Regions from separate parts of the Homo sapiens genome. Here all the other regions are linked to region 3. A link is an interaction called in ENCODE POLR2A ChIA-PET data of the cell type or tissue named here. Cell type or tissue: MCF 10A. All regions are shown on one strand. Region 1 has its middle 270 kb from the start of MIR573. Region 2 has its middle 140 kb from the start of MIR573. Region 3 has its middle 200 kb from the start of MIR573.

The links. ChIA-PET counts read pairs that join two places held together with the same protein. Peaks named below come from ENCODE experiments on the same cell type or tissue, not always from the same donor. Only the 100,000 strongest peaks of a DNase experiment are listed, where the experiment ranks them.
Region 1: POLR2A ChIA-PET joins it to region 3 with 6 read pairs; 2 of 35 experiments call an interaction of 5 or more read pairs at or near these places.
Region 2: POLR2A ChIA-PET joins it to region 3 with 8 read pairs; 2 of 35 experiments call an interaction of 5 or more read pairs at or near these places.

Annotation. Positions count from the first base shown.
Region 1 is chr4:24,245,730-24,253,729 of GRCh38, forward strand. It overlaps a transcript of PPARGC1A not described here. Among named protein-coding and RNA genes, the nearest start is that of MIR573, 270 kb to the right of the region's middle. In MCF 10A, no CTCF peak of the experiment used is centred here; no DNase peak of the experiment used is centred here.
Region 2 is chr4:24,379,352-24,387,351 of GRCh38, forward strand. It overlaps a transcript of PPARGC1A not described here. Among named protein-coding and RNA genes, the nearest start is that of MIR573, 140 kb to the right of the region's middle. In MCF 10A, no CTCF peak of the experiment used is centred here; a DNase peak (open chromatin) is centred at 3,220.
Region 3 is chr4:24,317,617-24,325,616 of GRCh38, forward strand. It overlaps a transcript of PPARGC1A not described here. Among named protein-coding and RNA genes, the nearest start is that of MIR573, 200 kb to the right of the region's middle. RefSeq lists an enhancer at 3,857-4,656. In MCF 10A, no CTCF peak of the experiment used is centred here; a DNase peak (open chromatin) is centred at 3,745.

The DNA.
Region 1 (8,000 bases), 72 kb before region 3:
GACAATGGCAGAATGTGGAGTTGAATACAAGAAAAGAAAAATATCTCCTCTTTGCCTCAAATTTTTACATATAATTTTGTAATCATATCCCTATTCAGATACTTTGACATAAATAGTGCTTAATTAAATTGCTGCTATTTGTTGTTTTATTATTAGTACATGGTTTGTTTGCTGATATGTACCTGAAAGCCATGTGCACACACACACACACACACACACACACACACACACTTATGCTTGGTCCTAGTACTGTTGTTGTTTTGAAAGTAATGAAAATGCTCTCTATGAATAATTTCTCCATTTGACAGAATCAGCAACGATTTTAAATAATGCTTGTTTTTCTGGTACACAAATGGCTAGATGGATAATTCTAATGTAATCATTTTCTGGTGTTTTTGTCTCATAGATTTCCTGTAATCTGTTAAGATCAATCAAATAATATTCATATATTTCCTATAATTCAATAATATCAATCAAATAATATATTATTGGCATGAAATAAATTCTTCCTACTATAAAAAAACAGCTCTCACAATAAATGCATTTCCCTGTAATTCATATTGTGCTGTTTCTCATTCAGATCCTGGGATCCCAAAGAAATGTCTTCAATAAATGTTTGTGCCTGGGGAAACACCTACAATCCCAGCACTTTTGGAGGCTGAGTCAGGCGGAGCACTGGAGCCCAGGAGTTCAAGACCAGCTTGGGCAACATGGTGAAACCCCCTCTCTACAAAAATTAGCCGGGCGTGGTGGTGCCTATCTGTAGCCCCAGCTACTCAGGAGGCTGAGATGGGAGGATCGCTTAAGCCTGGAAGGTTCAAGGCTATAGTGAGCTGTCATGAAACCACTGCACTCCAGCCTGCGTGACACAGCCAGACCCTGTCAAAAATAAATTAATGAATTTAATTAAATAAATAAATATTTGTAAACAAATTTGGGGTAAGATGTAAGGTTTAAATTTTCTGTGAGATTGTAACACTAGTTGGTCATTGACTAAAAGTCACCACCACGTCACCCACGGAACCATCTTCCGGGAGCTGGGTTCTTCTAAACACAAACTCCTTCTCCTGCTCCATGGGGAACCTGCTCTAGAGCCTGCTTTTCTGCCTCTGACATGGTTTCTCAAAGTGTGAGCCACAGAATCCAGCCTGTAAGAAATGAAGATTGCAATACACATGTTGGGTGCTTGCTAGGAAAGCACAGTGTGCTTATCAAAAGCAAAGATTGCTAGAGCCACGCCAAACCAATTAGATCTGACTCTCTGGGGAGATCTACACTTCCAACAGTATTTTCAGGTAAAATTGTCTTTCTTCCTTGAGTCTTGGAGCATATGGATTGGGTGCAGAAGAAAGAGAGTGAGATTGTGAAAACTGTGCTCCTCAACTCACTGTATTTGAAATAAACTATTATCAAAAATTTCAAGCTAAAAATCATCAGTTCTCTAATGCCCTACATCCTCTCGACCCACCACCCCCCAAAAAGAAAAAAGTCTGGTCTTTGGAATGATAACCCCCTGAGGCTCTACAAAAGGGGAAATTGAGTTATCCTCATTGTATCATCTATGCTAAGGCAAGAAACTAGAAATATCAGTATGCTTCCATGATATACTTTAAATTTTCAGCCACAAATTTTTTTTCAAAAAAAGTTTGCTCCAGATAATATGATAAAACTCCGTTTACTTCCGGTTCGTAAATGTTTTGCTATATTTCACCAGATAATTATCCCTTTGGTTTTCTATTCCAGCTTATCATCATTATGATGATAGAGTAAAGAGAATTTTAATTCAAAATTTCAGAAGACACTCAAAAGGAAAAGAGCAGCATAATTTACGCCAAAGAGATCAGCTATACACTAAGAATTATATCTCAACCCCAAGTGGCGCACACACATATTGCCAATTCCAAAGACTTTTGTGAAACACACTCGAGGTAGTTGCCAGGATTGGCTGGGTAAGTGTATGCAGTGTGTGGATTTGGCACATTGCAATCATTCGTTATTATTGTGCTGCAGCTGTGAGCCTGTGAATGGAGTTGCAGGGCCCATTTCACCTACCATAGAGTTCTACAGCCCACAAATGAAGAGATTTGGTGATACAAATTGGCATTCACTCATTCCCACCAACTAAAATGTAAGCACTTTTGGGGGAAGAACTGGTCTTCTGTTTCTGTCAACAGCGTCCCCACTGCCCTGCTTTCCCCCACCTAATATCGATCTGGCTGGGCACAGAGTTTCCCTTCCCTTTCCAAAAGATATCTGTGGCATTATAAGAACCATTCCATAAAGGCCAGCATTTATGGGATGAAGAAAGTCTTCACCCTTGGTCTGCGGCTGCAAAGACTAAACAAAGCATATTATCTGCCAAAACCCAAGAGAACCCTGTATTTCTTTCTCTTTTTTCTTTTTTCTTTTTTTTGAAATGGAGTCTCGCTCTGTCGCCCAGGCTGGAGTGCAGTGGCGTTATCTCGGCTCACTGCAAGCTCCGCCTCCCGGGTTCACGCCATTCTCCTGCCTCAGCCTCCGAAGTAGCTGGGACTACAGGCGCCCGCCACCACGCCCGGCTAATTGTTTTGCATTTTTAGTAGAGACGGAGTTTCACCGTGTTAGCCAGGATGGTCTCGATCTCCTGACCTCGTGATCTGCCCACCTCGGACTCCCAAAATGCTGGGATTACAGGCGTGAGAACCCTGTATTTCTTACACAGGGACATGGACTGCTTCCCCCAAGAGTTGGAGATAAGACAGCAGACACACCACCTCTGGAAAAAAAAAAGTGTATTATCAGCAAGCTTTGTGCAAATTCAGCTCCTTTTAGTCTGTAACTACAGAGAACGAAAGTGTCATACCCTCCCCCAGCGACCATGACACCTTTATCTGGAACCCAGCTGTATTCGAGATTTACTGTGTGGCCTTGGGCAGCTCATTTAACCTCTCAGTGTCTTAATTTCTTCATCTGGAAAATGAAGACGCTACCTACATCATGGGCACAGCGTTTCAAGGTTAATGCATGAGGCTGATATTGAAATGCAGCTTAGCAGGGGAACGTCTAATTCTGGGGAGGAAGTCAGGCACAGCAGTGCCCTTCTGGGGGTTATAACATGTGCAGGATCACAGAGCTGGGCCCTAAGGTCAGGAATGCACATGGCAAGCTCAGTAAGCCACTCCAAATACACCACCTGGAGTCTTTTATTGTTATTGCCGAGTAGAGTTGATAAAGCAAACAGAGCAAAGGGTCGGGAGGCCTAATTTATCAAACGTTATTGATACAGATCTCATATTGACAGGCAATGAGCCACTTTTGGATTCAGATCCATAAATCCATTTTATAATACAGTCCAATCCCAACACTTTGCCCTCAGATCCTTCCATCTAGACATGAGAAATCCATCCTGCTTTGCCTGCAGTCTGTCAAATGTCACCACAGAGTGCAGAAGCCACCCTGCCAAGTCTATATCCTGAACTAAATCCCAGTGGAAACTTCCCAGATATAAATAACCACTATGAACATACAGGAAAGAAAAATAGCTATGAAGTTGCACTCCTACTTTTTTTTTTCATTTTAGCCTGTGACAAGTAAAAATCATAGAGTTATTCACTCTCCAAAAACAATCTAAAACCAGAAGGTTTAACCAATCCAATTTTCTGGTCACCGTGACGACTATTTTAATCTGTGAGGCCGCGTTCAGGACACATACACAGGCCTTGCCCGTGGTTGTTTCACAGCCAGCCCCTGCTGGAAACTCCAAAAGCGGCTTCCGTTCCTGGACTCACTGTGGGCAGTGGCATTTGATGACACTCAGGGTCTCGCGCCATGAAGACAGAATTCTCTGTTTACAGTCAGAGAAGGAGGAACTTTCCTTCAACTTGAGGGTTGAGAGTGAGATCCCGGGGAATCGGTTGGGAGGAAACCCCAGGTTAACAGTGGGAGGAGAAACTCACTCAATGTTTTTGCAAGGCAGGGAAACATGACATAAAGAAATCAGAGAACTGAGTCTGAACGTGGGGATATCTGGGCTTGAATCATGCCGAGCCAAGTGTGTGTGACTTTGGTTAAACTATACTACGTCCCTAAGCCTCAATTTCCCCATTGATGACAGGTGAAGGGGGTTGCTGTAAGATTCAAATAGTACAAAAGCCCCTAGCACAATACCTAGCCCATAGTAAGTGCTCAATACATATTCCTTAAACCATAATCTACATAGAGAAGTATGCAATTATTGATATCACTCATTAACCAACGGGCAGAAGTTCATTTATTGAATGCACACCCTATGTCAAGGACAGCACTAAACGGTGGGAACAGAGAGGCAAAAAGAATAGAGTATGATGCTCGTCCTCAGGATGAGACAGTGGAAATGGGCAGGACTAGATAAGGAGACTGGTTGTCTCTAGATATGAGGACCAGGTGTAACATGGGCAGAACACTGCAGATGTAGAGCCTGCAGGGCAGGCACGCCACACCCAGGCTCGAGGAACTCTGTAATTATCACACCATTCCTTGCCCGGTGTGGCTGGTTACATTCTGGTTTCCTGCAATTTCTGGACTAACACCTGTGCTCATTTGCTCAGGGAAGGCAAACTCATCTTAATGTTAGCTTCAAATAAGTTGATAGGAAGGTAAATCTGCAAATTTAAAAGCCTAAGCATGGATTGGCTTAGGATTATCTGAGCTTTTAGGTTTTTCTGACCATATCCAAGGAGAGATACAGGAGAGATACACAGGTGTCATCCTGAAAAACTGAAGGTAAATTAAAATGCCATCTACAGTATTAAACTCTTTTTCCCATTGATTTGCAACAGGCATTTGCATTTTGGGGGCATGCACTCTTTGAAATCTGTCCTCATGCACAATAAAAAGAAGGAGGTGGGAAGAGGCAAAAGAAGAGAAAAGAAGGAAGAGGAAGGAGAAGGGATGGAGAAAGAGGAGGAGGAAAAAACTAAATAACTTCCAAATAGCACAGGTCTCAGGCTGGCCATTCAGAAGTCCAGGTCAGGTCAAGGGGAGGTTTTTGCCCCTTTGCAATAGAATGCAGGAAATGGGAGAGAACTCACTCATCAAGCTACAGTCTTTCCTTCTGTAAGCCTCCTACCCTACAATACACCTACTGGCTTCTCCCTCAGAATGTACAGGATTTCTTGTTGTTTCACACAACAATTATTTGGAGGCAGTAGTCTCCCATGGTAGCCCCAATCTATCCTTGCCACTGTCTTCCACTGTCCCAGAACTTCCCAGGCCAAACTCATCTGGGGAACACCTACAGGATTTTTGTCACATTTCATGATATGACCACTATTATTCATTGTATATGATTTATTTTAAATCAAGTTACTTTTTAAAACTTTACTGTTATTCTGGGCAACAATATCTGTAAAAATCATTGTTTTCCTGTGCTAGTTATAGCTTCCTAGTACACACTAATTAGCATAAGTCATTATTATTAAAATAGCCTAGCATAGTTATTAGCAATACAGATGCTGAATGTGTTCAAATCCTGGCTGTGCCACTACTAGCTGTGTGATCTTGCGCAAGTTACTTAACTTCTCTGTGCCTTAGCCTTCTGTTAAATAAACAATACCTACTTCATAGAGTCACTATGAAGATTACATTAGTTAATATTTGTAAAATACTTGTATGATCTAGAATCTTCTACACGAACAACACTTTGGAAACACTGAACTATGCACAAAAGCATAAATCATCCCTTACCTCAAGGTTTGGTTATGCTGTCCCGCTTTTTCGGGGTACTCTTTTGCCTCCCTTTTCCTGCCTAAACCAAAACTAATAAACACACTGTTATCCCACTCTTCCTGAAAGCCTGCCTATCTGAAGGTCCTTCTTAAATAAATATAATCACAGACATTTATTTTAATGACAGCCACTTGAGCATCTATCATCTTACTGCCCTGTGCTCAGTACTTTTCACACATCATCTAATTTAGTCTTTATTTGGACTTTATGAAGAAGACCCAGCTTAAAAAGATTAGGTCATTTTTCTGAGATTCTACAACAGGAGAGTCATGATTCAAACCCAGGCCTGTCTGACTCCACAGCCTGTGAATATCCCATTAAGCCACGCAGTACCACTAGGAAGCTCTCTCTTCCAAGAGTTCATTACAGTGTCCAACCAGACAGGAGCACCCTCTCGGCTCCCTTGGTGTGTACCTCTCTTATCAGACTTAGTAAACCCACACTGTAATGTGACTATTACATTTGTCTGTCTTTTATTACTATATTACTAATAGTACTTTATTACTAATATCATTACTAATATTATTACTAATAATACTTTATTACTATTGTCTGTCTTTTCCCCCTGTTATTCGAGATAACTTTCTATTTTAAGCATTTTGGAAGGAAATCATTCTAAAATTTCCCTGAATTTGAAAAAGGGTTACATTCTATGAAACTGAATTTAATATTTTCTTTACACCTCTGGTCATCTTTATCAACACCAAATATGGTAATGTTCTATGATGTAAACATGACTTGAGGGCAATTTTTTCTGTGCAGCCTAGGGTGACAATTAAAAAACCAGACTCCTGAGCCCCTCCCCAGATCTACTGAATCAGAATGTCTGGGTTAAGGACCAGGAATCACTGGAGTTTAGGAACCACGGCCTTAGGGTATGTATGGGTGTTTGATCCTGCTTGCTACTCCCAGATAGCTTTTCAGTTGTGTTTCTGCCTTTCGTGGTTTTTCTGACCTCTCCCACCCTTTGAGTTGACAGCTTTCACTTCTCACTGCCAACCAAGATTGCTGGATAAATGTTTCCTATTTCTCTTCTACTCACTAATGCTATGGTTTCCAAACTATTTCTTTTTAGCTTTAGAACACTTTCATGAAAACTGATTCTTAGACAGATGCCCAATATAAAGCACATCATTTCAGAGCTATTCCAATGGAATATGAGTGAGTGGCCTGGATTTCCAATGCTCTTCTCGTTCCCCTAACTCCCATCTCCACCCCCTGTGATGGCCCTGAGGCCCCTCCTCAGATTCCCTGGGCTTCCATAGAGAACATTCCTAATACCACTGAAATAATACAACCTTCTGTCAAATGTTATCATCGTTTTGTAGGACAGATACCTTATTTTTTAGAAACATTTCAGATTATCAGAAATTTTTTTTTCCTTGTAAGTTTGTCAGTGTAGCCCAAAATCAAGTGTGTAGTTCTTTCTATTTGAGGACATATCCAAATTTATAATATAGCCTCTATATTATATTTGCAAAATCACCCCTTACAGTGAATATTCCTAACTTGGAAAACGATGATCTCATTGTATTTGTAATTGGACTCCCATTTACTTTTGAAAGGATCTCAGAAAAATAATGGTCAAGGGAATTTATCTTTTTTAAAAAGTCTCTCCTCTGCAAAAGAAGGTGTGAGAGCATGCAGGAAAACTTTCTAACCTTTAAGATTTTGGTCATTTTATATTGAGGGTATTCTAAATAGGTTAGTATGTTAATAGTCTAAAAACAAGGTTCAAGCAGCAGTTTTAAAACTTGAAAAACAAATTTAAGCAAAGTTCTTTTACTGCTCTTTTTGTTCTTTTTCTTCCAAATTCATAATTTTGAGACTAAGAATTTAGGAAGCCTATTTAACGTTATGAGCACTAGAGGCAAGGGAATGAGAATGTTGTATCGAGGTTACAACATGATTTCTATAGTGAATTAGGACAAAGTTTGAATTCATATATACAGAAAGAGATATAGTAAATGTGGCAAAGTATTAGCTATTGATGATCATAAGTAAAAGGTATGCAGAGTGTTTCTTGTACTATTCTTTCAACTTTTCCGTAGCTTTGAAATTTTTCAAAATAAAATTGAGGGGGAATTTCAAACACAGGTAGAAATCAAGCATAGTCATACATGTAAGATTAACACATTCAACAGGGCCTGGGCCATGGAGACAAAAGTGAGACATCTAGGACACAAAATTTAAGGAAGCACTTGTGGGACGCTGAGAGCGAGTGCCTCTTTACGTTTGTCACCATACACACCTCA
Region 2 (8,000 bases), 62 kb after region 3:
AGTTCTAACGTTGGATAGCAGAGTAGGGTGACTATAGTTAGCAACAATGCATTGTATATTTCAAAGTAGCTAAAAGAGAGAACATGAAATGTTCCCAACACATAGAAATTAGATAAACAGGCAAATAAGTCAAATACTGATCATTATACATTCTATGCATGTAACAAAATATCACATGTACCTCATAAATATGTAAAATATTATATATCAATATAAAAATAAAATAATAATTAGGTTTTTGGAAAATACAGGAAAATTTTCACAATATATTAACTTTGGAAAAGGTCACAAATTTATCTATGCCCTGTGATGTCCATTATGAAAAAGAAATAATTATCTATAAACATTTAAGCAAACTGGATGAAATAAATGTGAGTGGTGGGCATATGTGTGGTTTTATTTCTTTCTTTGAACTTTATTATTTAAATTCTTTTTTTTTTTTTTTGAGAAAGAGTTTTGCTCTTTTTGCCCAGGCTGGAGTGCAATGGCACGATTCGGCTCACTGCTATCTCCACCTCCCGGGTTCAAGTGACTCTTCTGCCTCAGCCTCCCAAGTAGCTGGGATTACAGACGCGCCCCACCACACCTGGCTAATTTTGTATTTTTAGTAAAGACAGGGTTTCACCATGTTGGCCAGGCTGGTCTCGAACTCCTGACCTCAGGTGATCCGCCTGTTCGGCCTCCAGAAGTGCTAGGATTACAGGCCTGAGCCACCGTGCCTGGCCTATTATTTAAATCCTTAACAATAAAATATATAGTTTTTTTTTTAATCATGGGACATTAATGTTATTTAAAGGGAAACAAAATCATAAATCTTGCCCTTTAAGATCTCTTTGAGAGCTGAGAGCACAGTACATGGGAGTAACTCAAGGTGGAAATTCAGGGTAGAAGGAAGAAAACCTTTAAGTGTGTCTTAAAGAAAGGCAGTATTCACTAATAAAGAGAGCAGTCTAGACAGAGGGAATCACATATGCAGAGGCACAGAAGCAGGAGGCACGAGAAACAACAGAGAGCTTGAAGAGCTTCACTGGAGCAAAGAATACGATCAGGAATCAAAGAAGATGATCATGGAGATGGCACATGCCAGATTATGGAAGACCTTGATTACTGTAGGAAAGAGTCCAGCCTCATCCTTTTTGGATGATGTGTAGATGATACTGGGAAAGGAGGCATGGAGAGGTTAGATCAAGAAAGTAGTAAAATTAGCGGAGTCATTTAGCTTGCTCTGACTTCAACAAGCAGAGGATTGGAGGGAAGACAAGACGAGAGTCAGTGATACCAGTTAGGAGATTCTGACGGGTTTAACCCAGGGAGGATCCATGGAAACAGAAAGAAAAAAAGTTCCAGAGATAGTTAAGAAACAGAATCGACATGTCTTAATGGCCAGTTACACAGAGGTGAATGAGAAGAGCGTCTAAAGCCCTTCCCAGGTTTCTAGACTGGGTAATTGACTGGACAGTGGTGTCGTTACCTAAATCAAGTGGATCTGGGCAAAAAGCCAGTGATTTGAGATGTGTAGAATTAAAGATGATTATAAATAAACAGCAGGCTGCATGGATTAGTAAGCAAGTCATAAGTGAAGGGTAGAAGAAGAGATTTGAAAACACTCAGCATGTAGCTGTGTGATTTAAAAAAAAAAAAAAAAGGAATGGATGGAATCACCATAGAAGATTGGGCTAAATGAGGAAGGAGCTCTGACAATTGGGAGACATCAACATTTGGAGGCAGACACACAGAGCCTGAAGAGGAAACAGAGACAGAATGGTCAGCCAGAGAGGTCATGGGAGCTGAGGAGCAGAGGCTTTCAAGAAGGGAGTGATCTCAGTTGTGAAATACTACAGAGATCAGGTAAGATACGGGCCAAAATGTGTCATTTAGGCTTCACAGTACAAATCCTCATTGACCATTGCTGGAGCAGTTTCAGTGGGTAGCATGAACAGGAGCTTATGGATAATTCAGATTTAAGGAGAGTGTGGCAACTCTTTCCACAAACTTAACCATGAACTGGGAAAGAAAGCACCAAAATTAGAAGTAAACACAGGACCACAAAAGAAAGGCACTGATTGTTTATTAAAAGGTAACTAGCTGCAACTGCAGTAATGATTACCCAAGAAATGAAGTCATTGTTTTTCACCTAATAAAAATATAGTCGTCCAGCTACAAAACCAAGATATGACAATACATGTCCAAATGCTTGCTCTTAAGACATCAGCATTATCTAGCTAAAACTCATGTTCACAAAGTGTTTTGCTAGCACAAAAAAATCCTACAATCTCATTTCCAAAGTCTCACCTTAAACTGTGGTGTTACTCAAGTAATTGAAAGAGTTGACCAATATAAAGAATAAAGTTTATAGCTACAAATAACGTGGTACCAGGAATGAATTAATTGTTGTCTAGATTATCTGCTGAATAGCCAAGATGTTTTAAATTAGCTATACAACTCTTTCATCATTAGGTAGACCTGAGGTTGATTAGATAAAAATCCACTTTTATAGTACAAAGTAGTTGAAGAAGTTTAGAAAGAAATTTAAGAAACTTCATTTGTGTTGTGGTTCTCATTGGACTACCCAACTTAATGTTAGGAACTTCAATCCATATTGAGATAAAAGTCTATATCATTCTTTCCTTCCACTCACCTAGAAATATCAAATTCATTATATGTATTGGAATCCACAAAAACATTTATTATTTCTAACCCAATAAATCTGCTTTTAGGAATTTATTACATAATAGGAGAAAATGCTATATGAACAAAAATATTCAGTCGGACATTATAAGAACAAAAACTTAGAGAAAACCTAAAAATTCAACAATGGAGAAAAAAACTACATGAATTGTAGACATTAACTTAATGAAATAATGTACAGTCACTAATTGCATGAAACAAAGCTGAATAAAATTGTTCACTTTGACTGCAATCATTTAATTATAAATTATACGTACAAACCAAAAAACTCTTAAAGATAACTCAAACTTGGGGGAAAATAAAGCTGTGTTGCAAGAATGAAGGAATAAGAATTGTTTGGGTTTCTTATTTCAAATTTTCCCTTAATGTTCTTATAAGAACTTTCAGAACTTAAAAGGCAGGAAGTAAGGGAGGGAGGAGGGAGAACAACTGGGGACCAAAACCAATGGAAAGGAAACTGCTACGTAAGAAAAAAAGAATTCTGAAATGTATCTAGACATGTTTGTAGACTATTTGTAGACTGTGACTCATCTGTAGGCTCGGAAGCCCTGTTTAGAACTGATACAAGGTTAAATGTAGTTATCCATTTGCAAGTATGACTCATTAAAATGATACTGACAGGTACCTTGTTCTCTATACAGTCAGTGTCTGTAAATATTTTTTAAGAAATACTTTTTTCCAAAGGCAGCAGCACCAGTCAGGGGCTTATAGATAAAACTCCCATCTCCCTGGGACAGAGCACCTGGGGGAAGGGGTGGTTGTGGACGCAGCTTCGGCAGACTTAAACGTTCCTGCTGCTGGCTCTGAAGAGAGCAGCAGATCTCCCAGCACAGTGCTTGAGCTCTGCTAAGGGACAGACTGCCTCCTCAAGTGGGTCCCTGACCCCCATGCCTCCTGACAGGGAGATACCTCCCAGCAGGGGTTGATAGACACCTCATACAGGAGAGCTCCAGCTGGCTGACTCTCTGGGAAGAAGCTTCCAGAGGAAGGAACGGGCAGCAATCTTTGCTATTCTGCAGCCTCAGCTGGTGATACCCACGCAAACAGGGTCTGGAGTGGACCTCCAGCAAACTTCAGCAGACCTGCAGCAGAGGGGCCTATTAGAAGGAAAACTAGCAAACAGAAAGGAATAGCATCAACATCAACAGAAAGAACATCCACATAGAAAGCCCATCTGAACATCACCAATATCAAAGACCAAAGGTAGATAAATCCACAAAGGTGAGGAAAAACCAGCACAAAAAGGCTGACAATTCCGGAAACCAAAATGCCTCTTCTCCTTCGAAGGATCAAAACTCCTCGCCAGCAAGGGAAAAAAGCTGGACGGAGAATGAGTTTGACCAATTGACAGAAGTAGGTTTCAGAAGGTAGGTAATAACAAACTCCTCCGAGCTAAAGGAGCATGTTCTAACCCAATGCAAGGAAGCTAAGAACCTTGAAAAAAGGATAGAGGAATCACTAACTAGAATAACCAGTTTAGAGAAGAACATAAATGACCTGATGGAGCTGAAAAACACATCACGAGAACTTTGTGAAGCATACACAAGTATCAATAGCCGAATCAATCAGGCAGAAGAAAGGATATCAGAGATTGAAGATTAACTTAATGAAATAAAGTGTGAAGACAAGACTAGAGAAAAAACAATGAAAAAGAATGTACAAAGCCTCCAAGAAATATGGGACTATGTGAAAAGACCAAACCTACATTTGATTGTTGTACCTGAAAGTGATGGGGAGAATGCAACCAAGTTGGAAAACACTCTTCCAGATATTATCCAGGGGAACTTCCCAAACTAGCAAGACAAGCCAACATTCAAATTCAGGAAATATAGAGAACGCCACAAAGATACTTCTCGAGAAGAGCAACCCCAAGCCACATAATCTTCAGATTCACCAAGGTTGAAATGAAGGAAAAAATGTTAAGGGCAGCCAGAGGAAAAGGTCAGGTTACCCACAAATAGAAGCCCATCAGACTAACAGTGGATCCCTCTGTTAGTTGCAGAAACCCTACAAACCAGAAGAGAGTGGGGGCCAATATTCAACATTCTTAAAGAAAAGAATTTTCAACCCAGAATTTCATATCCAGCCAAACTAAGCTTCATAAGTGAAGGAGAAATAAAATCCTTTACAGACAAGCAAATGCTGAGAGATTTTGTCACCACCAGGTCTGCCTTACAAGAGCTCATGAAGGAAGCACTAAATATGGAGAGGAAAAACCGATACCAGCCACTGCAAAAACATACCAAATTGTAAAGACCATTGATGCTAGGAAAAAACTGCATCAACTAACAGGCAAAATAACCAGCTAACATCATAATGACAGGATCAAATTCACACATAACAATATTAACCTTAAATGTAAATGGGCTAAATGCCCCAATTAAAAGACACAGACTGGCAAATTGGATGGAGTCAAGACCTATCAATGTGCTGTATTCAGGAGACCCATCTCACATGCAAAGACACACATAGGCTCAAAATAAACGGATGGAGGAATATTTACCAAGCAAATGGAAAGCAAAAAAAAAAAAAAAAAAAGCAAGGGTTGCAATCCTAGTCTCTGATAAAACAGACTTTAAACCAAAAAAGGTCAAAAAAGACAAAGAAGAGCATTACATAATGGTAAAGGGATCAATGCAACAAGAAGAGCTAACTATCCTAAATATATATGCACCCAATACAGGAGCACCCAGATTCACAAAGCAAGCTCTTAGAGAGCTATAAAGAGACTTAGACTCCCACACAATAATAGTGGGAGACTTTAACACCCCATTGTCAATATTAGACAGATCAACGAGACAGAAAATTAACAAGGATATTCAGGACTTGAACTCAGCTCTGGACCAAGCAGACCTAATAGACATTTACAGAATTCTCCACCCTAAATCAACAGAATATACATTCTTCTCAGCACCACATAGCACTTATTCTACAATTGACCACATAATTGGAAGTACAACATGCCTCAGCAAATGCAAACAGAAATCATAACAAACAGTCTCTCAGACCACAGTGCAATCAAATTAGAACTCAGGATTAAGAAACTCACCGAAAACTGCACAACTACATGGAAACTGAACAACCTGCTCCCAAATGACTACTGGGGGGTAAATAACAAAATTAAGGAAGAAATAAATACGTTATTTGAAACCAATGAGAACAGAGACACAACGTACCAGAATCTCTGGGGCACCGCTAAAGCAGTGTTTAGAGGGAAATTTATAGCACTAAATGCCCACAGGAGAAAGCAGGAAAGATCTAAAATCGACACCCTAATATCACAATTGAAAGAACTAGAGAAGCAAGAGCAAACAAATTCAAAAGCTAGCAAAAGGCAAGAAATAACTAAGATCAGAGCAAAACTGAAGGAGACAGAGACACAAAAACCCCTTCAAAAACTCAATGAATCCAGGAGCTGGTTTTTTGAAAAGATTGACAAAATAGATAGACCACTAGCCAGACTAATAAAGAAGAAAAGAGAGAAGACTCAAATAGACACAATAAAAATGATAAAGAGGATATCACCACTGATCCCACAGAAATACAAACTACCATCAGAGAATACTATAAACACCTCTACGCAAATAGACTAGAAAATCTGGAAAAAATGGATAAATTCTGGGACACATACACCCTCGCAAGACTAAACCAGGAAGAAGCCGAATCCCTGAATAGACCAATAACATGTTCTGAAATTGAGGCAGAAATTGATAGCCTACCAACCAAAAAAAGCCCAGGACCAGAAGGATTTACAGCCAAATTGTACCAGAGGTACACAGAGGAGCTGGTACCATTACTTCTGAAACTATTCCAAACAACAGAAAAAGAAGGACTCCTCCCTAACACATTTTATGAGGCAAGCATCATCCTGACACCAAAACCTGGCAGAGACACAACAAAAAAAGAAAATTTCAGGCCAATACCCCTGATGAACATCAGTGCGAAAATTCTCAATAAAATGCTGGCAAATTGGATCCAGAAGCACATCAAAAAGCTTATCAACCATGATCAAGTCAGCTTCATCCCTGGGATGCAAGGCTGGTTCAACATATGCAAATCAATAAACATAATCCATCACATAAACAGAACCAATGAAAAAACCACATGATTATCTCAATAGATGCAGAAAAGGCCTTCGATAAAATTCAACACCCCTTCATGCTAAAAACTCTCAATACACTAGGTATTGACAGAATGTATCTCAAAATAATAAGAACTATTTATGACAAACCCACAGTCAATATCATACTGAATGGGCAAAAGCTGGAAGCATTCTCTTTGAAAACCGGCACAAGACAAGGATGCCCTCTCTCACCACTCTTATTCAACATAGTATTCGAAGTTCTGGACAGGGCAATAAGGCAAGAGAAAGAAATAAAGGGTATTCAAATAGGAAGAAAGGAAGTCAAATTGTCTCTGTTTGCAGATGACATGATTGCATATTTAGAAAACTCCATCGTCTCAGCCCAAAATCTCCTTAAGCTAATAAGCAACTTCAGCAAATTCTCAGGCTACAAAGTCAATGTGCACAAATCACAAGCATTCCTATACACCAATAATAGACAAACAGAGAGCCAAATCATGAATGAACTCCCATTCACAATTGCTACAAAGAGAATAAAATACCTAGGAATCCAATTTACAAGGGATGTGAAGACCTCTTCAAGGAGTACTACAAACCACTGCTCAAGGAAATAAGAGAGGACACAAACAAATGGAAAAACATTCCATGCTCATGGATAGGATGAATCAATATTGTGAAAATGGCCATACTGCCTAAAGTAATTTATAGATTTAATGCTATTCCCATCAAGCTACCATTGACTTTCTTCACAAAATTAGAAAAAACTACTTTAAATTTCATATGGAACCAAACAGAGCCCGTATAGCAAAGACAATCCTAAGCAAAAAGAACAAAGCTGGAGGCATCATGCTACCCGACTTCAAACTATACTACAAGGCTACAGTAACCAAAACAGCATGGTACTGGTTCCAAAACAGATACATAGACCAATGGAACAGAACAGAGGCCTCAGAAACAACGCCACACATCTGACAAAATTTGATCTTTGACAAATCTGACAAAAACAAGCAACGGGGAAAGGATTCCCTATTTAATAAATGGTGTTGGGAAAACTGGCTAGCCATATGCAGAAAACTGAAGCTGGACCCTTTTCTTATACCTTTATACAAAAATTAACTCAAGATGGATTAAAGACTTAAATGTAAGACCTAAAACCATAAAAAACCCTAGAAGAAAACCTAGACAATACCATTCAGGACATAGACATGGGCAAAGACTTCATGACTAA
Region 3 (8,000 bases):
GCCCTAAAAAATTGCAGTGGAACTGGTCACCTGGCATCTTGTAGACAGAGAAATCAGTTGTAGGGCTGGATTTTTTTTCACTTCAGAGCTGTGGCTGCTGTTCTCCACAGCCCCAGCCCCGAACCCAGACAAGCATCCACCTATACGCAAGCACAAGAATAAATTCCACAGCAAGGCATTTCAAAGCACCTACCAAGACGAACGTGCCCTCTGGCCTGGTTTTTTGTTTGGGAAAATTGTGTGCTAAAAACAGCAGATAAAAAGGAATCTGTGGGCATAATTTATTTAGACTTTCTAAAGGCTGTTGAGAAGGTCTCTCTCATAGGAGGCTATTAAGGCCAGGCAGGCAAGTCGGTAACTATGGGGTAAAAGGTGAAGTTCTGTCGTGATTAAAGCCTTCTTAACTGAGAGGAACCAAAGCCCAGGAATAAATAGCCAGTTCTCCACATGGGAAGCTAAAAATAATGGGGCCGCTCAAAGATTAGTCCTGAAGCCAGTGTTGTGCTATCTATTTTTAATGATTTGTCAAATGAAGTACAGTAAATAGAAAAATGCAGGTAGCTAATGACAGGCGACCACTTGGTATAGTGACGAAAGCACTGAGCTGGCAGGGTACTAAGAAGCCAAGACCAGCCTGCACATATGACTGTTTCTCCGGGCCTCAATTTCTTTATCTGTGAAATGATGGAATGTGAAATGACACAAGCTGTTTCTAAGGTCTCTGAGACCATCTGTGAAAACATTTAAAATTCTTTGGCTTGAAGTTCATTCAGGTAGACTAGAAGGAACAAAATGAATTAACCAAATTGAGCAATCCAAGATCCAAAGGAACATCAGAAAAGGCAAAGTAAGTACTTTCACTCTGCTATTTTGGGGTGACTTGCTTAGTTCAGAATAAGTGATAACTTCTCCAAAGAAAGCTATAAGCATTCCTGCGGACAGTTTCATGAGAATGCCTATTCTTAGTCGGGCATCATCAAAGTGCCAATAAACCATATGCAGCATTTTTTTAAGCACTGAAAAAAGCACAGAAAAGTATTACCAGGCTATCGCCTAAATCAGCCTTATGTCCTTTCTTTGTCTCTGATATTATCAGAATAGCCTTTTTATAAATTGAATGGCAAATACTGATAAAGCCAACGATGTATAATTTGGGGGCCCCTGAATGCCTGCTCTCAAGAACCTCCAATCTGGTTGGTGATTTTACAAACAAAAAACAGATAACAAAATACAACTGGCTGTGCCAAATTAATGACACAGCCAGTAAAGTTTGAAGAATTTCCCAGACAAGGTAGGATGTGAACCTCACCTTCAAGAATGAATACTATTTCTGTAGTTGGAGGATAACAGGGAGATCTCCAGGACCAAAAAGAGAAACAAACAAACAAACAAACAAAATGAATTGGGAGCAGAAAAGAAACAAGAAGAGATAAAAAATAAAGAAACTCGGCTGAGTGCGGTGGCTTACGGTTGTAATCCCACACTTCGGGAGGCAGAGGCAGGAGGATCACTTGAGGCCAGGAGTTCCAGACAAGCCTGGGCACCATAGCAAGACCTTGTCTCTACAAACAGTTAAAAAATTAGCTGTGTGTGGTGCATGCCTGTCGTCCCAGCTACTCAGAGCCTGAGGTGGGGGGATCCCTTGAGCCAAGGTGTTCGAGGCTACAATGAGCCATGGTTATACAATTCAACTGTACTCCAGCCTGGGTGACAGAGTGAGACCCTACCTCAAAAAATAAAAATAAAGAAACTCATTCATTTGAGAAAAGACCAACTTTGTCCTGAGATGAGAGTTGCTTCATTATGAAAACAGAGAAGTGTCAAGAAAGATAGACTATGAACAAAGTATGAATAAATGAGGGTTCATGAAATGCCACGTGGATCTCCTTAGTTAGCTTGGGCCATAAGGCAAGACCCAGGAAACACTCCATGAAATTAAAAAGGAAAAAAACAATAAATGGGTTGAACACGGGCTTTTAACATAACACAGTGAGTTTTGGTGACTCATTACTGTAGACACTGTTTTCCCCAAGTAGCTTAGTGAGCTTTACTTTTTGATAGAATTATATGTTCATACAACTAACGGTTCTCTCTGCAGTTACGGCTAATGTTATTGATACTCATAACTCAAGGCAAACATGCGGGGTCTCCAAGAAATTTTTTCCTCCTATTACGCTGTTGCAGAATGAGTTGAATTCACTATAAGAGGGATATGTTACCTTTCTCTAAAGTACCTCTTTCTGTCCACAGGAATGTTTCTGATTTCATAGTCATTTTTTTCCTTCTTCTTCATATTTGTTGCTCAAAAAGCTGGCTCATTAAAAAGAAAGACAATTGCCTTCTAAGAGTCATACTAGACACAGGTGTGCCTCACATTATAGAAGACAAGGACTGCAGAAAATACCGACATCAGACAACCAGAATAGCTAACACTGAATTGAATGGTGCAAGAGGAGAAGGGACCATTTAAAAGAATACTAGAGAGATTTCTTCATTTATTTTGTAAACTTAAATTTCTAACTAGTAGATTTCCTTTGAAAATCTGTACTTGCTGTGAATCACTGCCACAATGCTCTTAAACCTTCCTGAGACATTTTGTTTCCTGGAGGTTTAAGCAATGTTTTCTAAAATTACCATCTATCTTCTGTTTCACATCACAAGAAGGAAGAAAAGTTTGTATCTCCTTTTTTATTCTAGAATAAATGATATAGTTTCTTCACAGGAAATAAACACCACACCATTAATTATATGCCTCATGGATTCTATTCTACCAGATTTACATTTACTTGGCCAAGTCCAAAGGAAAGTAAACAACCTTAGCATTCAATATTAATCATGATACACACACTCCTTCTCTTACTCCCCCTTTTCTCCGTAAAGCAATGCATTTAAAATGAAGACTTGGTTTTTGCTCTTTTTGACATTTCCTAAATATGTTTAAGCATCAGGAACTTGAAAATACAGTATTTTAACGGGTAACGAATGTCCTTTGAAAACAAAGACCATCCTTATATAAAAACAGAGAAATGAATTTTGATGCCGAAGCCAGTAAACAGGTGTCTCTCTTGCAAAAAGTTCAGTGAAGCTCTTCTTGGGTGTGTGTGCAAAAGCTTTACATAAAAACACCACTCCTAGGAGACCCTCTTACAGATTCGATTCACGAGAAACATATACAGAACACCATAGGAAGCCGGGTAATAAACTTCTGAATACCTTTTTATTATTTTGAAAATAATCGAAATTGTGCAAACAAGGTCAACAGCTGGAAAATGGCTCCCAGAAAGCCTGCCCTTACGGTCCTCTGAAATGACTAAACTATTTTGGCAGTTTCCAAAAATTAGCCTTACAAGTCCAAGAAGATATCCAGGTCCCCGTTTTCTCTCACCGAGTCCCAGCTGCACTAATGAAGAGTTGCAAGTGTAGGGCCTGACTCCTCTTCGTGCAAGCCTGAATTATCTAAGCAGCGCCTAAGAAGAGGAAATTTCTCTGCTAAGTCATCCTGTAAAGCTTCCAAAATAGAGGTGCCCTTCAAATTAAATTTGCCGGTGTCGATTCCCTCATCCTCAATGATACCGTGTAAGAAGGATCAAGTGATTAAAATGAAGCAAAAAGAAACAAAGGTCACCCAACACCTGGCTTTTAAAAACTAGGTAGATTCCAAGCCTCAGGATGCTTGGAAAAATAAAATGCGTATGACGCAACTAACACACCCAAAGGCCTGCGAACTTGTGTCCTATTAAAATGCATAATCCTATAATGATGAAGCTGGCAGTCTCTCAATAGTTTGACTCATTTCCCTGCTAAATATAACTGAAGACAGGTTTTCCACTAGGAGCTACTGTATTATTGTCTCCCAACTGGGAATCAGAAACTAATTTTGATATGTAAAGAAATCAAAGCAAAAAAGGATGATACAAGTATTTGTCTGACTTTAATTTCTTCGCAGCGCTACCCTGCCGGAACTACTTTTCCAGAACCCAGAGAGGCACCAATAGAGATGTTTACGGATGGATAAGGCAATATTTGTCAGAAGCTGCAGAATGTGAAAATCACCATCTATCTGCTACATGCAACTTGACTGAAATGATTTAGTCATAATGTGTGATGATGGACGTTGGTTGCTATTCTTTAGCTCTGCAAAGGGCACTGCCAGAGACCAGTATTTCAGCTGACTGCTATTTCTTTCCAATTCAAATGAAAAGAGACTTAAGAACAGACAACAACTCAGCAGGATGCCTATTAGAATTCTTTGTAAGGACTTCACTTGCAAGGAGCAACTCTGGACTTGTTCGTAAAAAAGAAATAATCGGCCTCTGACCGAAGTGCTCAAATCAAAAATCTCACGGGCTACATGGGATTGTTTTTTCTTCTAAAATAGATCATGGATTAATGGAGAACACTGACCTAATAGAAGCATCAACCATTTTTAGAACATAGCTTCCCCAAGAAGGCTTGCAAGGAATTATTCCAGCTATAATGCTGTAGAATTCGTTACCCACCGAGTTAAAATCGCCTCAAATCCATTTGCTCTTATGCAGAATTTCCTGATTATAGCCTCCGCTTATTTTGCCCACATACCAAATCTGAAAATGGTTTTTTAAATTAGTGACTTTTGAGCTAGCTTCACTGGTGGCTGGGGTACAAAATTATTTTCCCCCGAGTTGAAGAGTATTTTTTAAAAAGAAAAGAAAAGCACTGGGTGAGAAATGCATTTTGAAAACGAAGCTTGAGTTGTAGCTTCGCTACAATGGAGAAGCAGAAAATGGTCAAACTGCAGCTTTTCTCTTGACAACCCTGATGGTTCATCTGGTAACACCTCAGACACTTTATTCCTAGCTGAGTTGTTTCTATATGTCATTTATAACTTCACATTTTTCAGAGAGAGAAAAGTACCTCTTGGATGTATCTGTGTATCCATGTGTATGTGAGTGTGTGTGTGCAGGGATGATGTTAAGCTGGTATGTTCCTGCTACAGACAGTGTTGTGCTGGAACAGGCTTACATAGGCTTTGCAAGAGCTGATTGTTAAATTTGCAGAAAATATGCAAGCCAACTGATATCACATTGGTGGCTTGAAGCTGGCAGTGGTGGGAGTGTTTCTACCTCAGAAATCAGCATGCACTATGACTCAGGGCTTCATGATTTTTGGGAGAGTCAGGTTTTTAGCACATACTAGCCCACGACTGCTTACTGGGACACCAGCTGTTTGCACAGCCATCCACAATGATTGGCTGCACTCTCCACTTTGGTCATGCTCATGTTGTAAGCACTGTACAATATTTTGAATAGCAACTTCATCACGTGTAGTCAAATTATATCATTGTATTATCTACATTGTCTTCGGTATAATAACGGAAAAGCAGCATATACTATCACATCATCCATCATCAAAAAACAATTTTTTTGAGCATGGGTTTGGACCTCAGGTACTCTGCTGAATAAATTCTGGGTGGCTCAACTGCTGGTGGATCCCAAATAGATCATTTGGGAAGGAAGAAACCATGCCGGGCCTTAGAGAAAAACAAAATGAGTCAGTTCTCTCTGCTGCCTTTGGCCAGACCAAACCCTGAAGTCATACAGCATGGGGGAGATTTTCTAGTCAAAAAAGTCATTTATCTGTCCAAGCACATCTGAAGATAAATGATGAGAAGCTTCTGGGAACACTGAATGTCAGGCCTCTGAGCCCAAGCCAAGCCATCGCATCCCCTGTGACTTGCACATATACGCCCAGATGGCCTGAAGTAACTGAAGAATCACAAAAGAAGTGAAAAGGCCCTGCCCCGCCTTAACTGATGACATTCCACCATTGTGATTTGTTCCTGCCCCACCTTAACTGAGTGATTAACCCCATGAGTTTCCTTCTCCTGGCTCAGAAGCTCCCCCACTGAGCACCTTGTGACCCCTGCCCCTGCCCACCAGAGAACAACCCCCTTTGACTGTAATTTTCCATTACCTTCCCAAATCCTATAAAATGGCCCCACCCCTATCTCCCTTCACTGACTCTCTTTTCGGACTCAGCCCGCCTGCACCCAGGTGAAATAAACAGCCATGTTGCTCACACAAAGCCTGTTTGGTGGTCTCTTCACACGGACGTGCATGAAGTTTGGTGTCGTGACTCGGATCGGGGGACCTCCCTTGGGAGATCAATCCCCCATCCTCCTGCTCTTTGCTCTGTGAGAAAGATCCACCTACGACCTCAGGTCCTCAGACCGACCAGCCCAAGAAACATCTCACCAATTTCAAATCCGGTAAGCGGCCTCTTTTTACTCTCTTCTCCAGCTTCCCTCACTATCCCTCAACCTCTTTCTCCTTTCAATCTTGGCGCTACACTTCAATCTCTCTCTTCTCTTAATTTCAATTCCTTTCATTTTCTGGTAGAGACAAAAGAGACACGTTTTGTCCGTGGACCCAAAACTCTGGCGCCGGTCACGGACTGGGAAGGCAGCTTTCCCTTGGTGTTTAATCATTGCAGAGACGCCTCTGTGATTATACACCCACGTTTCAAGGGTGTCAAACCACGCAGGGACGCCTGCCTTGGTCCTTCACCCTTAGCGGCAAGTCCTGCTTTTCTGGGGAAGAGGCAAGTACCCCAACCCCTTCTCTCCTTGTCTCTACCCCTTCTCTGCCTTTCCTGGGGCAGGGGCAAGTACCCCTCAACCCCTTCTCCTTCACCCTTAGCGGCAAGTCCCGCTTCCCTAGGGGGCAAGAACCCCCCAGTCGCTTATTTCCGCACCACAACCTCTTATCTCTGTGCCCAATCCCTTATTTCCATGCCCCAACCCCTTCTCTGCTTTTCTGGAGGGCAAGAACCCCCCACCCCTTCTCCGTGTCTCTACTCTTTTCTCTGGGCTTGCCCCTTCACTATGGATAAGCTTCCACCTTCCATTCCTCCTCCTTCTCCCTTAGCCTGTGTTCTCAAAAACTTAAAACCTCTTCAACTCACACCTGACCTAAAACCTAAATGCCTTATTTTCTTCTGCAATGCCGCTTGACCCCAATACAAACTCGACAGTAGTTCCAAATAGCCGGAAAATGGCACTTTCAATTTTTCCATCCTACAAGATTTAAATAATTCTTGTCGTAAAATGGGCAAATGGTCTGAGGTTCCTGACGTCCAGGCATTCTTTTACACATCAGTCCCTTCCTAGTCTCTGTGCCCAGTGAAACTCGTCCCAAATCATCCTTCTTTCCCTCCCGCCTGTCCCCTCAGTCCCAACCCCAAGCGTCGCTGAGTCTTTATAATCTTCCTTTTCTACAGACCCATCTGACCTCTCCCCTCCTCGCCAGCCCAAGCTAGGTCCCAATAATTCCTCAGCCTCCGCTCCTCCACCCTGTAATCTTTTTATCACCTCCCCTCCTCACACCTGGTCCGACTTACAGTTTCATTCTCTGACTAGCCCTCCCCCACCTGCCCAGCAATTTACTCTTAAAAAGGTGGCTGGAGCCAAAGGCATAGTCAGGGTTAATGCTCCTTTTCCTTTATCCCAAATCAGATAGCGTTTAGGCTCTTTTTCATCAAATATAAAAACCCAGCCCAGTTCATGGCTCGTTCCCCAGCAACCCTGAGACGCTTTACAGCCCTAGACCCTAAAAGGTCAAAAGGCCATCTTATTCTCAATATACATTTTATTACCCAATCTGCTCCCGACATTAAATAAAACTCCAAAAATTAAATTCCGGCCCTCAAACCCCACAACAGGATTTAATTAACCTCGCCTTCAAGGTGTACAATAATAGAAAAAAGTTGCAATTCCTTGCCTCCACTGTGAGACAAACCCCAGCCACATCTCCAGCACACAAGAACTTCCAAACGCCTGAACCGCAGGGGCCAGGTGTTCCTCTAGAACCTCCTCCCCCAGGAGCTTGCTACAAGTGTCAGAAATCTGACCACCAGGCCAAGGAATGCCTGCAGCCCAGGATTCCTCCTAAGCCTTGTCCCATCTGTGCGGGACCCCACTGGAAATCGGACTGTTCAACTCACCTGGCAGCCACTCCCAGAGC